2 separate regions of the Homo sapiens genome follow, and region 1 is linked to region 2. A link is a contact called in ENCODE POLR2A ChIA-PET data. All regions are on one chromosome and are shown on one strand. Each heading gives the region's core, a stretch centred on a gene start or an enhancer-like site at or near the end of the contact. The rest is flanking DNA. Distances are from core to core; before and after follow the strand shown. Region 1 overlaps ZBTB7B (zinc finger and BTB domain containing 7B). Region 2 overlaps IL6R (interleukin 6 receptor).

Region 1 (6,651 bases), core at 3,267-5,766, 560 kb before region 2:
TACAAAAATTAGCCAGGAGTGGTGGCACGCACCTGTTAGTCCCAGCTACTCAGGAGGCTAAGGCAGGAGAATTGATTGAACCTGGGAGGTGGAGGTTGCAGGGAGCTAAGATTGTGCCACCGCATTTTAGCCTGGGTGACAGAGGGAGGATTGGTCTCAATAAATAAATAGGTAATAATACAAAAATTAGCTGGGCATGGTGGCGTGCATCTTTAGTCCCAGCTTTCAGGAGGCTAAGGTGGGAGGGATCACTTGAGCCAGGGAGGCTGAGACTGCGGTGAGCCAAGATTGCACCACTGCACTCCAGCCTGGGCAATAGTACAAGACCCAGTCTCAAAAAATTAGAAGATTAAAAAAAAAAAAATCAAGTAGGATCATGTGAAGACAGGTGACAGGCAGTTAAGACATCACTGGAGTAGCTTGTGGGAATATTTTTCATGGCATCGGGAAGACCAAAACTGGATCTGTCATGATGGGTTGAGGGGTGTCAGGTAAAGAAGACTCAGAAAGGCTGGGTGTGGTGGCTCACGCCTGTAATCCTAGCACTTTGGGAGGCTGAGGCGGGCAGATCACTTGAGGTCAGGAGTTTGAAACCAGCCTGGCCAACATGGTAAAACCTTGTCTCTACTAAAAATACAAAAAATTAGGCATGGTGGCAGGCGCCTGTAATCCCAGCTACTTGGGAGGCTGAGGCAGAAGAATCACTTGAACGCGGGAGGCGGAAGTTGCAGTGAGCCGAGATCGTGCCACTGCACTCCAGCCTGGGCGACAGAGCAAGACTCTGTCTCAAAATAAATAAATAATAAAAGGACTCAGAAATATGGTATGTGGCTCCTGCATCACTGTTGCCAGGAGTTTGATAATGCTTTTAATCTAATGAGTGCTGTAGTTTGAAAAAAATGTAAGCTTGATGGTGAAGAGAAAGAGAGAGTTAGCTTCACAGAGCAAGAAAGTAGCTTGAAGGGGATTCAGCACTAAAAGGGTTTTCTAGATCTAAGAACAGGAAGATTTGAGCATTTAGGCAGTGTAAAAGCACGTTGGGGAGGGAGGTTTGGGCTCCAGGGCCAGGTGGACCAGGTGGCCTGCCTGAGAAAGGAGCAGGCTGGCAGAGGCAGAGGGGGAGAGTATAGGTTCCCCTGAGCAGCTGAGCCCACTCCAGCCTGGTGGCCTCGCTTCTCTTTGGGGAGTAGGAGGCAAGAGCACCTGCTGAGAGAGCAGAGCAGGCAGCTGGGAGTGGAATAAAGGTTTCAAGGAGTGGGTGGTAGAGGTTGAAAGACCTGCCGTGGCAAGTGTGCAAAGAAGCCGACTAGGGAGGTTAAGGGATTTCCAGGTAGCGTCAAAGGCCCAGATGATGCTGGAAGCTGTAACTTGTAATGATTGCTCCAGTGCGCTCAGTTATGTGATTTTCTCTGGCAAATGTGGTAGCCATGAATAGGATTCACAGGTGGAGGGCTTTTTCTGGGCAGGTCAGGAGGACAAGATGGAGTGAGAATTGAGGTGTCTTTGGTAAGAGTGTCTGAGATGACTGGGGAAGAGGAGGGGCTAAGGCCCCTGGGGGCAGCCCAGGGTCTCTGTCTTGATGACGTGTTAGAGCAGGGGCAGTGGCCAGGAGGGAGAGCTGGCTGAACAGGAGGGACTCAGAGAGGGGGCCATGGCCAGGGAAGAACTCTGGAATGAATCCAGTGAAAGGCCAAGGCTGAGGAAGACGTCTGAGTGGGAACAGAGATGACGGTCAATAGAACCAAGGAGGTTAGGGATTGAGAGGCCAGAGAATTGGGTGGGTCCTCTAGCGACGAGGTTGCAGGACCATACAAACAGCAGGAGTCCAGAGCCGGCATCTTAAACAGATGTGGCAGGTGTCTGGCAGGCCTGAGGAGACAGCCACAGCACTGGTGGTACAGCTATCATGGCAGCCAGGGGCTTTGCAAAAAAACACTACGGGCCAGCTGGGTTTGAGAAGGTTAAGCTGCCTCCTCTTGGGAGGACTGCAAAGAAAACTGTCCAGTGGGCACATTCCAGTGTGAATGGGGCGGTAGAGGTCATGATGAGTCAAGAGGTTGAAGGGGAAGCAAAGCTTTCTTTTCAGAGGTTCTAGAGGGCCCAGTGAAAGGATAAGCTGGGTCAGCAGAGGGGACAGCTTGAGCCTTGAGCAGGTGTGACTACTGAGGTCACTAGTGATTCTGCCCTTCCTAGCCATGTGGCCTCAGGCAAGTCACTGCCCACCCCCCAGCATCAGCCTAAAATCAGAAAATATCTACAGCCATGGGCTGGTACGCCTCGTGGGCCTGAGAGAGCAGGAGTTGCTCAGAAAGAACAGGAGCTGGATCTGAACAGATGGGGCAGGGCAGGGGGCAGGGATGCACCTGTGAAGACAGAAGGTGGGTGATCCGGCCACCCCCTTCCTCTCCTCACTAGTGACCTGGATGAGGAGAAGGGGCCTCAGCAGAGGAAGCACGGGCAGCAGCCCTTACCTGAAGCCCATCAGCCTGTCAGCATTCTCACCAGCCCTGAGCCCCACAGACCACCTGAGACATCCTCCGCCACTAAAGGAGCCCCCACTCCAGCTTCAGAACCCTCAGTCCCTCTCTCACCTCCCTCTCTTCCTGATCCTTCCCACCCACCCCCCAAATAAACCAAAAGTGGACACAAGTGTGAATCTTAAATTATTATTATTTCTTCCTGTCGCTTACACCCGAGGTGGGGGAGTTGGGGTGGGGGGAAGGGAATAGGAGGGGGGGAGTGCCTCTCCCCCTAAGGCACTGACTGGGAAAGCCGAAAGTAGGGAGAAGGGAGGCCACATTGTCCCCACTTTCTGGGGCTGGGCCCCAGGTCTCCCCAGCCCTGGGCTCCCCCCATCACCTGAAATGCTAAGATGAGGCCCAGGACAACCCGATCTCCCCGCCACCCCAATATATTACATCATCACTTTTTAAATAGATAACAGGGACTGGTCCCGCTACCCCCTCCCTGTGACCCCTCCCCACTGTTAGGGGTACCTGGGCAGCTGTGCAAATGGGCATGGGGGTGCATGGAAGGGAGGAAGAGCACCGGGCCCCTGAACCTGCCCCTTTTAAGGAGGGGGAGGAGCCGTCAGGCCAGGAAGGGGAAATAGTGCAAGGCAGAGCCCAGGCTGCAAAAGGGGTCCAGCACCCAGCGAGGAAGGGGGGGTGTCCCCCACCCCCAGCAGAATTGGGTAGTTAAAAATCTGAAACTAGATTTCAACAAGACCAACAGAAGAGGCTATGTACAGAATGGGGGTGGATTCAATCCTAAGAGCAGAGTGGGGATTATTCTCCCCTGCCTGACAGGAAGCCCGGCTGGCAAGGATCTGGGAAGGGGATCACTTTCCCACAGGTCCGCAGCCCCTTCCCCTGCGGCCAAGCGAGAAGTTCTGTGCCCACTGCCTTGGCAAGGGGGCGCCGCTCACCAGCTGGGGTGGATGAGGAGCGTGAAGACAGCTCGCTCCAGTGGCCGCGGGGGGCGCTCGCCCACTCAGAGCATGGCCGCCAGATGGCGCCGGCTCGCCCGCTCTCCACAAGGCTCTTCCAACCCCTTACCCTGTCCCACACCCTTCGCTGCGCCAGCCCGGGGGCGGCGTGAGTCAGGGGCGGCAGCGGTGGCGGCGGCTCCGGCTCGCACCTGGGCGGGGAGGAGATGGGGAGGAGGAGAAGAGGGTAGGACGCCGCCCGGCCCGCCCTGCCCTCTGGCCCCGGGGAGGGAGCGGCGGGAACAAGACATTCCCTGCCCAGGGCCGTGGGGAGGGAGGGCTAGGGAGGGGAGTGGAACGGAGCGGCTCCCCTAGCTGGGCGGGGCCCCTCTACTGCCCCCAGGGGCAGGCGAGCCAATCAGGCCACCCCGCCCCCTTCTCCACGACCCCATGACTCAGCGCCGGGAGCAGGGCGGAGGGGGACTGGGATGGCTCCTTCCTTACAGGCCCAGTCCCCCAGTCTTTCAAGCTTCCACCTGGCTTTCCCCCACCTACCCTTCCTTTGCCGGCCCCCTTTGCATAATTCACTGCCAGGAAAAAGGAACAGAAACCAGGAAGGAGGGGTCTCGAAAGGGAGGGGCAGTCCTTCACCCCCTTACACAGCCAAAACCCCCAAGGGGCATAGGGGCGGGGCAAGGCTTTGGTCCCAAGCCCCCACCCCCTAGAAACCCGCATAGCCGAAGTGGGACCCACAAATTAGAAATACATTATTGCTTCTACTCCCCAGGAGCAGCTGGGGACAGGGACCCCACTTTTACAATACAGCTGTAAATATATACACAATATATGTATCACTCCTTGGGGGATCACCCCAATTTGGGGAGCCTCTGCCCCAATACCTTCTTAGCTTGGAATTGGAATGAGGGCTCTGGGAGGAAGGGCTGATGCTGATGCCAGCAAGGCTCCGTGCCCCAGACCCCTGCTGTGTCTGTCCTGCGTGCTCCCACTGCTTGGCATGGGTGTCCCCGGCCTTGTGCTGCTTCAGTCTGGCCCTCGTCCCTCTTTAAGAGGACTCCATGGCACCTTCAGCCTGGGGTGTGGTGGGTGCCCCTTCCTCCTCATCGTCATCAGGGGGCCCTGGGGTAGAGACCGGGGGCCCAGTGGGGGCTGACTGCTCCCAGAATCGAGCTAGAGAGAGGCGGAAGGTGTCCAGGTGGCCATTGGAGAGGTCGAGGCCAGCGGGGGATGCAGCAGCGGTAGAGGGTGGTGGGTAGTGGGGTGGTGCATCGTCCTTGCGGCGCCGTCGGGTGCGCACCTCCAGGCAGTTCTGGCCTTTGAGGTGGCGCTGCAGGTGGTCCTCCTTGGCGAAAGCCTTGTGGCACAGGTGGCACTCATAGGGCCGGTCCCCTGTGTGCAGGTGCATGTGGTTCTTGAGGTCGTAGCTGTGCAGGAAGCGGGCTGGGCAGTGCGGGCATGAGTAGGGGCGCTCTCCCGTGTGCTTCCGCATGTGGATCTTCAGCTTGTCGTTCCTGGCACAGGCAGGGGTGAGGGGCAGGGAGGTGTTCAGGATGGGATCCCTGGCTCCTCCTGGTCATCCCACCCTGGCCTTGTCCCATCCCTGTTCCTCACCATTTGTTACCCCACTATTGCCCCAGGAGATACCCTGCTAGCTCACCTCTAGCTTAACTAGGCCTTGTCATTATCCACTCCTCTGCTTCCAGCACTGCCCTCCTGGGCACCGAATCCTCCATGCTCCAGATCCACCCCCTGCTGGCTTGTTTTCTTCTGCTCTCCTCACTCCAGTAACCCACCCATGCCCCAGTCCCTCCAGGACCACCTACCACCACCTCGGGTCTCCTAACTTCTTCCCCATCTCCTCCCACCCTGTCCCCTACCCATGGCCCCTGCCGGGCCCTTCCCCCCTTGCTGCTCACCTGGTGAATCGAACACCGCAGACCTCGCAGGCAAAGGGCTTCTCGCCTGTGTGGGTCCTCATGTGGCGAGGCAGTTTGCCTGCCCCATGGATGATCTTGTGGCAGACAGGGCACTCCTGAGGCATCTGGGAGCGGCGTTTGCGCACCAGCTTGTCTTGGCTGTCCAGGCCTGGTGCCAGGTTGTCCTGGTGCAGGGAGCTTAGGTAGGCCATCAGGTCAGGATCGATGGCATCCTCATCTGAGCCCAGCTCCTCTGGGGACAGCGGGGGCCCGCCACCCTGCGCCAGCCCATAGGCTGGGGGATATACCAGCTCCTCTTCTTCTTCCTCACCCTCATAGGGTTCGTAGCTCTGGGGACCCTCAGGAGGGGAGGCAGTTCCTGTGGGAGGGCTGTAGCTGTCCCCCGGCCCACTGCCCCCACTGCTGCCCACTCTGCCCGCCACCTCCTCCTCCTCATAGGTCAAGGGATGGGCGGGCACTGTGGGCACCTCAGGGACTAGGTGGTTTGCTCTGGCCCCCTTGGTTTGCAGGAAAGCTTTCCGGGGCTTGCGGCTGCGGCGGGCAACAGGCCGAGGTGGCGGTGGCGGAGGTGGTGGGAGGGGCACCTGTGGAGGACTGTCTTCACCATTGGGAACTCCAGAGGCCGTGGCTGTGGCAAAGGCCTCCAGATACTGGCGGGCTCGCTCACAGTCATCCTCGTCCGGGCTGGGAGCTTCTAGCCCACTGCCCTGCAGAATCTCCATGCAAGCAGCGATGACACACGGGATCTCCAGCAGGCGGGCAGCCTGGAGCACAGCTGGCATGTTGGCGCTGCTGGTGGTCAGTGTGGCTGTATAGGCAAATTCAAGGAGGGCGCCTAGTGCCTCTGGCCCTACAAAGTCCAGCTCACACACACCGGCCCCTGCTCCCCCAGTGGCCGTCCCGCTACCCCCGGCCCCCATGACAGCTCCGCCACCGCCCTCAGTGAAAAGCTTCTTGAAGTAGTGGCTACAGGCAGCTAGCACAGCCCTGTGGGTGCGGTATTCAAGGCCCTGCGTCCGGATGGTGAGGTCACATAGGTGGCCCAGCTGGCGCTGCTCATTGAGGCAGCTCAGGAGCTCACTGCTGTGGTCCGGGAATGGAATCCCAATCAGGTCATCCTCGGGGCTCCCCATCTTCTCCTGCAGAGTCAAGTAGAGGGGAGATTAAGAGCGCTCAGCCCACAGGGGTCTGGGGAAAGAGGACCAACTTTAGCCAATACTTATTGAGGGATGACTGCATGCCAGTCACCCTTCTGAGTACTTTACACTC
Region 2 (6,502 bases), core at 3,845-6,344:
AACGGGATTGGCATGAGAAGACAGCTTCTTCATCTCCTTGTCCCAGGACCTCACCCTACACCCTGCAACCAGTCAACCATCTCCACACTTTGGCCCAGTCCAACATTTTTACAACCCTAGCCCCAAATTCCTTGGGGAGATGGATTTGAGGTGTGGGCAGAGGATTACCTAGGTGCCGAGGCAAGACACTGAAGGCACAAACTGTTTCAGTATAATAAAGAAAATAGAATAAGAATAGTCATAATACAAATTAGATACAGAGATGATCATGAACAATTATCAATCATTATTATAAACATTATTAATCATTAGCTTTTAATATTACTCTTTGTTCCATTACTAATATAACCTAGGAATAACCGGCGGGTATAGGGTCAGGTGCTGAAGGGACATTGGGAGAAGTGACCTAGAAGGCAAGAGGTGAACCCTCTGTCATGCCGGCATAAGGGCCGCTGGAGCGCTCCTTGGTCAAGCGGTAACGCCAGTGTCTGGGAAGGCACCTGTTACTTAGCAGACCGGCAAAAGGGAGTCTCCTTTCCTTGGAGGAGTCAGGGAACACTGTCCTCCACCAGCTTCTTGTGGAAGGCTGGATATTATCCAGGCCTGCCCGCAGTCATCCAGAGGCCTAAACCCCTCCCTGTGGTGCTGTGCTTCAAGGGTCATGCTCCTTGTCCACTTTCATGCTCCTCCCGCACTCCTGGTTCCTCTTCGAAGCTCATAGTAGATAGCAGTAGAAGAAATAGTGAAAGTCTTAAAAGTCTTTGATCTTTCTTATAAGTGCAGAGAAGAAAACCCTGACATATGCTGCCTGCTCTCTGCTTCAGCTACCTAAAAGGGAAGGGCCCCCGATCCTGTAATCACATGACTTGCTTCACCTTGTCAATCACTTAGAAGATTTACCTTCCTTACCCTGCCTCCTCGTCTTGTATGCAAAAAATATCAGCGAGCCCAGACGTTCGGGGCCACTACCGGTCTCTGCATCTTGATAGTAGTGGTCCCGCAGGCCCAGGTGCTTTCTCTTTATCTCTTTGTCTTGTGTCTTTATTTATTACAATCTCTCGTCTCCACACACGGGGAGAACACCCGCTAAGCTCCGTACGGCTGGACCCTACAGAGGTTTCCTCCCATCTCCTCCTTTGGTGACCCTCTGATTAAACCTCTTTCTCTGCTGCAACCTGGTGTCTTGGCATCTTGACTTGCCACGTGCATCTCATTATAATGACATGGGTGTGTACACTTCATGGCGCTGTACACATGATGTGGGAACTTTTCTGTATGTTTGTTAGACTTCAATCACATTTACATTTTGAAAATTAACAGTGGCTCTCTTTGGATGACATATATTTTTTTCCATTTGTCATTATTTAGCAAATCACCAGTAATAATCACATATCACATACATATGTATGTGTGTATGTATATATTTTTTAAGTCCCTATTGACCTAATATGGAAGCAATCTCTGTCCTCAGTTTTTTTTTCAAAGTAACTGAATGGGTAACAAAGAAAGGTGAGCTTTCCTTTTGAAATATTCTAAGGCGAGTATGAATTCTTTTCTGAAAATCACTAAACTCAAAGAGGACTTTGAAACCAGCCAACCTGAGGGTGTCCAGAGCTGGCCTGGATGGGTGTGAGCAGGGCCTGGGGGCTGGAGAGGACACAGGGTGGGCAGAAAGAAGAAACAGATGAGCTCTCTGCTGCCTTCTTTTGCACCTTGACCTCCACCTTTTATCTATTTTACATATTTGGGCTTCAAAAAGTTTCATTTAAAGAAAAGATTCTGTAGCTAAAAGAAGTTTTTTAAAATGCTCAAAACTCTCACTCTTTTTTAGAAAGATATGTAGAAACCAAGTTGCCACCCCTTTTACCCCAAAGGCCACAGACAGTGCCCACTGCACCCAGCCACCTCCATGGCCCGGAACACCATGAAAGTCCCTCTGCCCGTCCCCCAGCTGTGGAGGTAGCAAAAGCTCTGATTTTAAAATACCGGAATGATACACTACATTCAAAACGAAATGATGTTTAAGTCATAGGCATACACATAGGAAGTCCTCACTTAATGATGTAAGCTCATTCTAGATAAATATGCAGAAAAATAATTCTCTACTAGGAGAATTCTATTTTCCCAGTGCCTGATAACCTAAAATACAGAGAATCAGTGGGGGACAGAGAATAGGGTGGGAGGAATTGGCCCCTGTAAGATGGCAAGCCTTTTCGATAGCATATTTAAATTTTAAAAAATCATCTATGATTCAGAAAAAAAGAATGAGTAATAAAAAACAAAGAAAAAAATCACTGATATTGCTGGAAAAAGATTTAGGGCCATACAAAAAAATATAGTATACACTGGCAGGATGAAGTCAACCTCTCACACTTCACCTACTGTAAATGTGGCCATCCCATGGTAACCATGGTTCAGCCATTTTGGCAGCCCAGAGCCCCACAGTATTTCTAAGTTTATACTCTTTGCTAGACAGAGGGGATTTGGGGAATAGAAGGCTTCTTCATCACTTGAAATAACTGGCCTCTTTCCAAACAAATTTGCCTTATACAGAAGAAAATGGAAACTCACTAGGCTAGAAAATAAATTCCTGGCATGTTCTCAGCACAGGGCACTGGCCCTGTCTGTGCCTGCAGGGACTCTGGTTGTTTAGCAACCAGCCAGTGTCCAAGCATCATCAGCAGAATAGCAAACCAGGTCTGTTCCCAACCTAATGCTCCTCTATTAGCCATTACAACACACCAAGATGGTGCTGCATGTTAAGGGCCAGTGGTGGGCCAATGGGACCAGCTGGGCCCAGCTCTTAGCCAATAGCAGGTGGGGACCATGGGCAGGGACTCTCAGGGTGTGTGTTCTTGCTTGTCCTTGGGCAAGTCATTTTACCTTTGGGGGCTGTTTCCTCATTTATAAAATGAAAGAGTTTGACTAGATGACCCTTAAGGCCCTATAGAAATAGCAGGAGTTTTTGGTTTGATTCTTGGCCTTCTTCTTCATCTTTTTTTTTTTTTTGAGATGGAGTCTCCTTCTGCTGCCCAGGCTGGAGTGCAGTGGCGCGATCTCGGCTCACTGCAACCTCTGCCTCCCGGGTTCAAGCGATTCTCCTACCTCAGCCTCCCAAGTAGCTGGGATTACAGGTGTGCACCACCATGCCCAGCTAATTTTTGTATTTTTAGTAGAGACAGGGTTTCTCCACGTTGGCCAGGCTGGTCTCGAACTCCTGACCTCAGGTGATCCACTTGCCTTGGCCTCCCAAAGTGCTGGGATCACAGGCGTGAGCCACCGCGCCTGGCCTATTCTTACTAGCTGTTATCGCACCATCTCTTTTAGCTTCAGTTTCCTCCCGTCAAATGTATATCATATCTACTCTACTCTATAGGGCCTGTGGTGGGTTATGAGAAAAGTCTGTTGAAGCCCTAACGTAGACACAGAGCCAGAACACAGGAGGGTATACCTAGGGTGAGGCAAGGAATCCTTTGGTAGGCAGGAGGTGAACCCGTGGATGCTGACATGGCCCCTCACTGGCCAAAAAATATAACAGGCTTTGCATCCTCCAAGGAGCTACCTCTACTCATTAAGAATCTTATCTTGCACGCACCCTTCAGACGGCTTGTAATCTACTTCATTGAAAAAGCAAAGTGAAGGCCGGGCACGGTGGCTCACGCCTGTAATCCCAGCACTTTGGGAGGCCAAGGCGGGTGGATCACGAGGTCAGGAGATCGAAACCATCCTGGCTAACACGGTGAAACCCCGTCTCTACTAAAAAAAAATACAAAAAATTAGCCAGGCGTGGTGGTGGGCGCCTGTAGTCCCACCTACTCGGGAGGCTGAGGCGGGAGAATGGCGTGAACCCGGGAGGCGGAGGTTGCAGTGAGCCAAGATCGCGCCACTGCACTCCAGCCTGGGCGACAAAGCGAGACTCCGTCTCAAAAAAAAAAAAAAAAAGAAAAAGAAAAAGAAAAAGAAAAAAAGTGAAAACAACCCTGAACCCAATTTGAGTAGTCATCTTGCTAATCTTTCAACCCACACCACACTTGGTAGTCAAGCTAGGTCAGGGCTACTGGCAGGGTCTGATGAGCTAACGTGTAGAAAGCTCTCTACATGTAGAAAGGACAGAGTGCAATGTCTCCTCCACTTGTAGATCATCGCGATTAACCACTGCCTAGAAGACCCAGCCTGACATCTTTTAGGGTTTCAGCTTATGAAAAAAAGCCGGTTCCTGCAGTAAAATTGTGAACACCGAAAAATTTCATTATTGCTTGTTCACTGAAGGCACTATTGGCTGACTTTTCTGCAGACTTGGAAATGAATGACAAAACCAATGACCAAATGGAGCGAAGATGATTGGGATGAAATGGGCATGATGAGACAGCAGCCAGGGTGCAACTCAGCCTGAATGAGTATTTCCTAACCATGGCTGGAAAAGAACACTAGGGCAGAGCATTTAAAGGTGACCTTTAAGTTCCTGGATTGATACATGGAATATTCCTAAGGAGGTCCTGCTTGGGCGCCTTGGATTTAACTGTGTGGTGCTTCTCCAATGTTACTTTCTTTCTTCTTTTCTTTTCTTTTTTTTTTTTTTTTTTTTTTGAGACGGAGTCTTGCTCTGTTGTCCAGGCTGGAGTGCAGTGGTGCAATCTTGGCTCACTGCAACCTCTGCCTCCTGGGTTCAAGCAATTCTCCTGCTTCAGCCTCCCAAGTAGCTGAGATTACAGGCATGTGCCACTATGCCCAGCTAATTTTTGTGTTTTTAGTAGAGACGGAGTTTCACCATGTTGGTCAGGCTGGTCTTGAACTCCTGACATGAAGTGATCCACCTGCCTCGGCCTCCCAAAGTGTTGGGATTACAGGCGTTAGCTACCATGAAAATACCTTCACATGGTATTTTCATCATTTGAGTATGTGGTTCTCGGAAGGGAGGAAAGGTCATATTCATGTTGTAATTCCAACACCTACTGTGTTTCTTCAGTGTCTAATGCACACTCCCTCCCTCTCGTTCTTACAACACCAGAATCTTGTGGTTCCTCTCAGCCCCTTTCCCAACACTTCCTTCTCTACAGAACTTTTCACCTTGGATCCCCACAGGGTTCAGCCCTATCCCCAACCCCCACCCAATGACTCTTATTGCCATCTACTTGCTGGTGACGATCTGTGTTGCCTGCCAAGCGTGTCCGCTTGAGGTTCTCGGGGCATCTCAAACTCAAGTGGGTCCCAAAGTGGAATCACCACTTTTCACTGAGACTTGTCTATCCTCAGGTGTTTCCAGTCTTAGTGAATGACAGTATCATCTGCCCAACTGCTGAAGCCAGAAATGGGAGGGTCATCCCGGACTCCTCCCTCTCCTTCATCCTCCTCATCTAATCTGTTGTCAAGCCTTGTCAATTCTACCTCTAAAATATATCTTGAGGCCGGGTGCAGTGGCTCACGCCTGTAATCCCAGCACTTTGGGAGGCGGAGGCGGGCGGATCATCTGAGGTCAGGAGATCAAGACCAGCCTGGCCAACATGATGAAATCCCATTTCTACTGAAAATACAAAAAATTAGCCGGGCGTAGTGACATTCACCTGCAATCCCAGCTACTCAGGAGGCTGAGGCACAAGAATCGCTTGAACCCGGGAGGCGGAAGTTGCAGTGAGCTGAGATTGCACCACTGCACTCCAGCCTGGGCAACAAAAGCGAAACTCCATCTCAAAAAAAAAAAAAAAAGAATCTATTCATGGCTCTCCAACCCATTGCCACCATCCTAAAACAGTTTATTATTATCTCTTGCCCAGACCCTGGGCTACTGCATCCATTTTCACTCACCCCATCCAGTCTCCAAACTGCATTGAGAGTGACTTTTTGGTTTTCTTTGTTTGAGATGAGTCTCATTCTGTCACCCAGGCTGGATTGCAGTGGCGCAATCTTGGCTCACTGCAACCTCCGCTTCCCAGGTTCAAGTGATTCTCCTGCCTCAGTTTCCCGAGTAGCTGGGATTACAGTCAAGCACTACCATGCCCAGCAAATTTTTGTATTTTTAGTAGAGACAGGGTTTTATCATTTTGGCCAGGCTGGTCTCGAACTCCTGACCTCAGGTGATCCACCTGCCTCAGCCTCCCAAAGTGATGGAATTACAAGCGTGAGCCACAGCGCCTGGCCCAGGTTCTTCTTAAAACTCCACAGGCTGGGCGCGGTGGCTCACGCCTGTAATCCCAGCACTTTGGGAGGCTGAGGCAGGCGGATCACGAGGTCAGGAGATCGAGACCATCCTGGCTGACACGGTGAAACCCTGTCTCTACTAAAAACACAAAATATTAGCCGGGCATGGTAGCGGGCACCTGTGGTCCCAGCTACTCAGGAGGCTGAGGCAGGAGAATGGTGTGAACCCAGAAGGTGGGGTTGCAGTGAGCTGAGATCGCACCACTGCACTCCAGCCTGGGCGACAGAGCAAGACTCTGTCTCAAAAAAAAAAAAAAAAGAAAAGAAAAGAAAGAGAAAGAAAAAGAAAAAGAAAAAAACTCCAACA

The links. ChIA-PET counts read pairs that join two places held with the same protein, here RNA polymerase II (POLR2A).
Region 1: POLR2A ChIA-PET joins it to region 2 with 11 read pairs in BJ. The contact joins two enhancer-like sites. POLR2A ChIA-PET finds 5 or more read pairs at or near these places in 3 of 52 experiments (BJ, OCI-LY7 and T-cell).

The regions. Positions count from the first base shown.
Region 1 is chr1:155,014,525-155,021,175 of GRCh38, reverse strand. It overlaps ZBTB7B (zinc finger and BTB domain containing 7B), which reads right to left. Exons shown (of 3, transcript NM_001256455.2): 2 at 5,362-6,521; 3 at 2,653-4,956. The coding sequence starts at 6,515. The coding sequence ends at 4,491. DCST2 (DC-STAMP domain containing 2) reads left to right here. Exons shown (of 15, transcript NM_144622.3): 15 at 2,416-2,649. The coding sequence ends at 2,632. Among named protein-coding and RNA genes, the nearest start is that of ZBTB7B, 15 kb to the right of the region's middle. RefSeq lists a cis regulatory region at 3,829, a silencer at 3,391-3,860 and an enhancer at 3,757-3,901. Within about 2 kb of position 4,516, at least 37 of the 41 ENCODE cell types and tissues checked have a DNase peak (open chromatin) inside an H3K27ac peak, as active enhancers do.
Region 2 is chr1:154,455,408-154,461,909 of GRCh38, reverse strand. The region is part of intron 9 of IL6R (interleukin 6 receptor); the gene reads right to left. Among named protein-coding and RNA genes, the nearest start is that of TDRD10, 44 kb to the left of the region's middle. Within about 2 kb of position 5,094, at least 2 of the 41 ENCODE cell types and tissues checked have a DNase peak (open chromatin) inside an H3K27ac peak, as active enhancers do.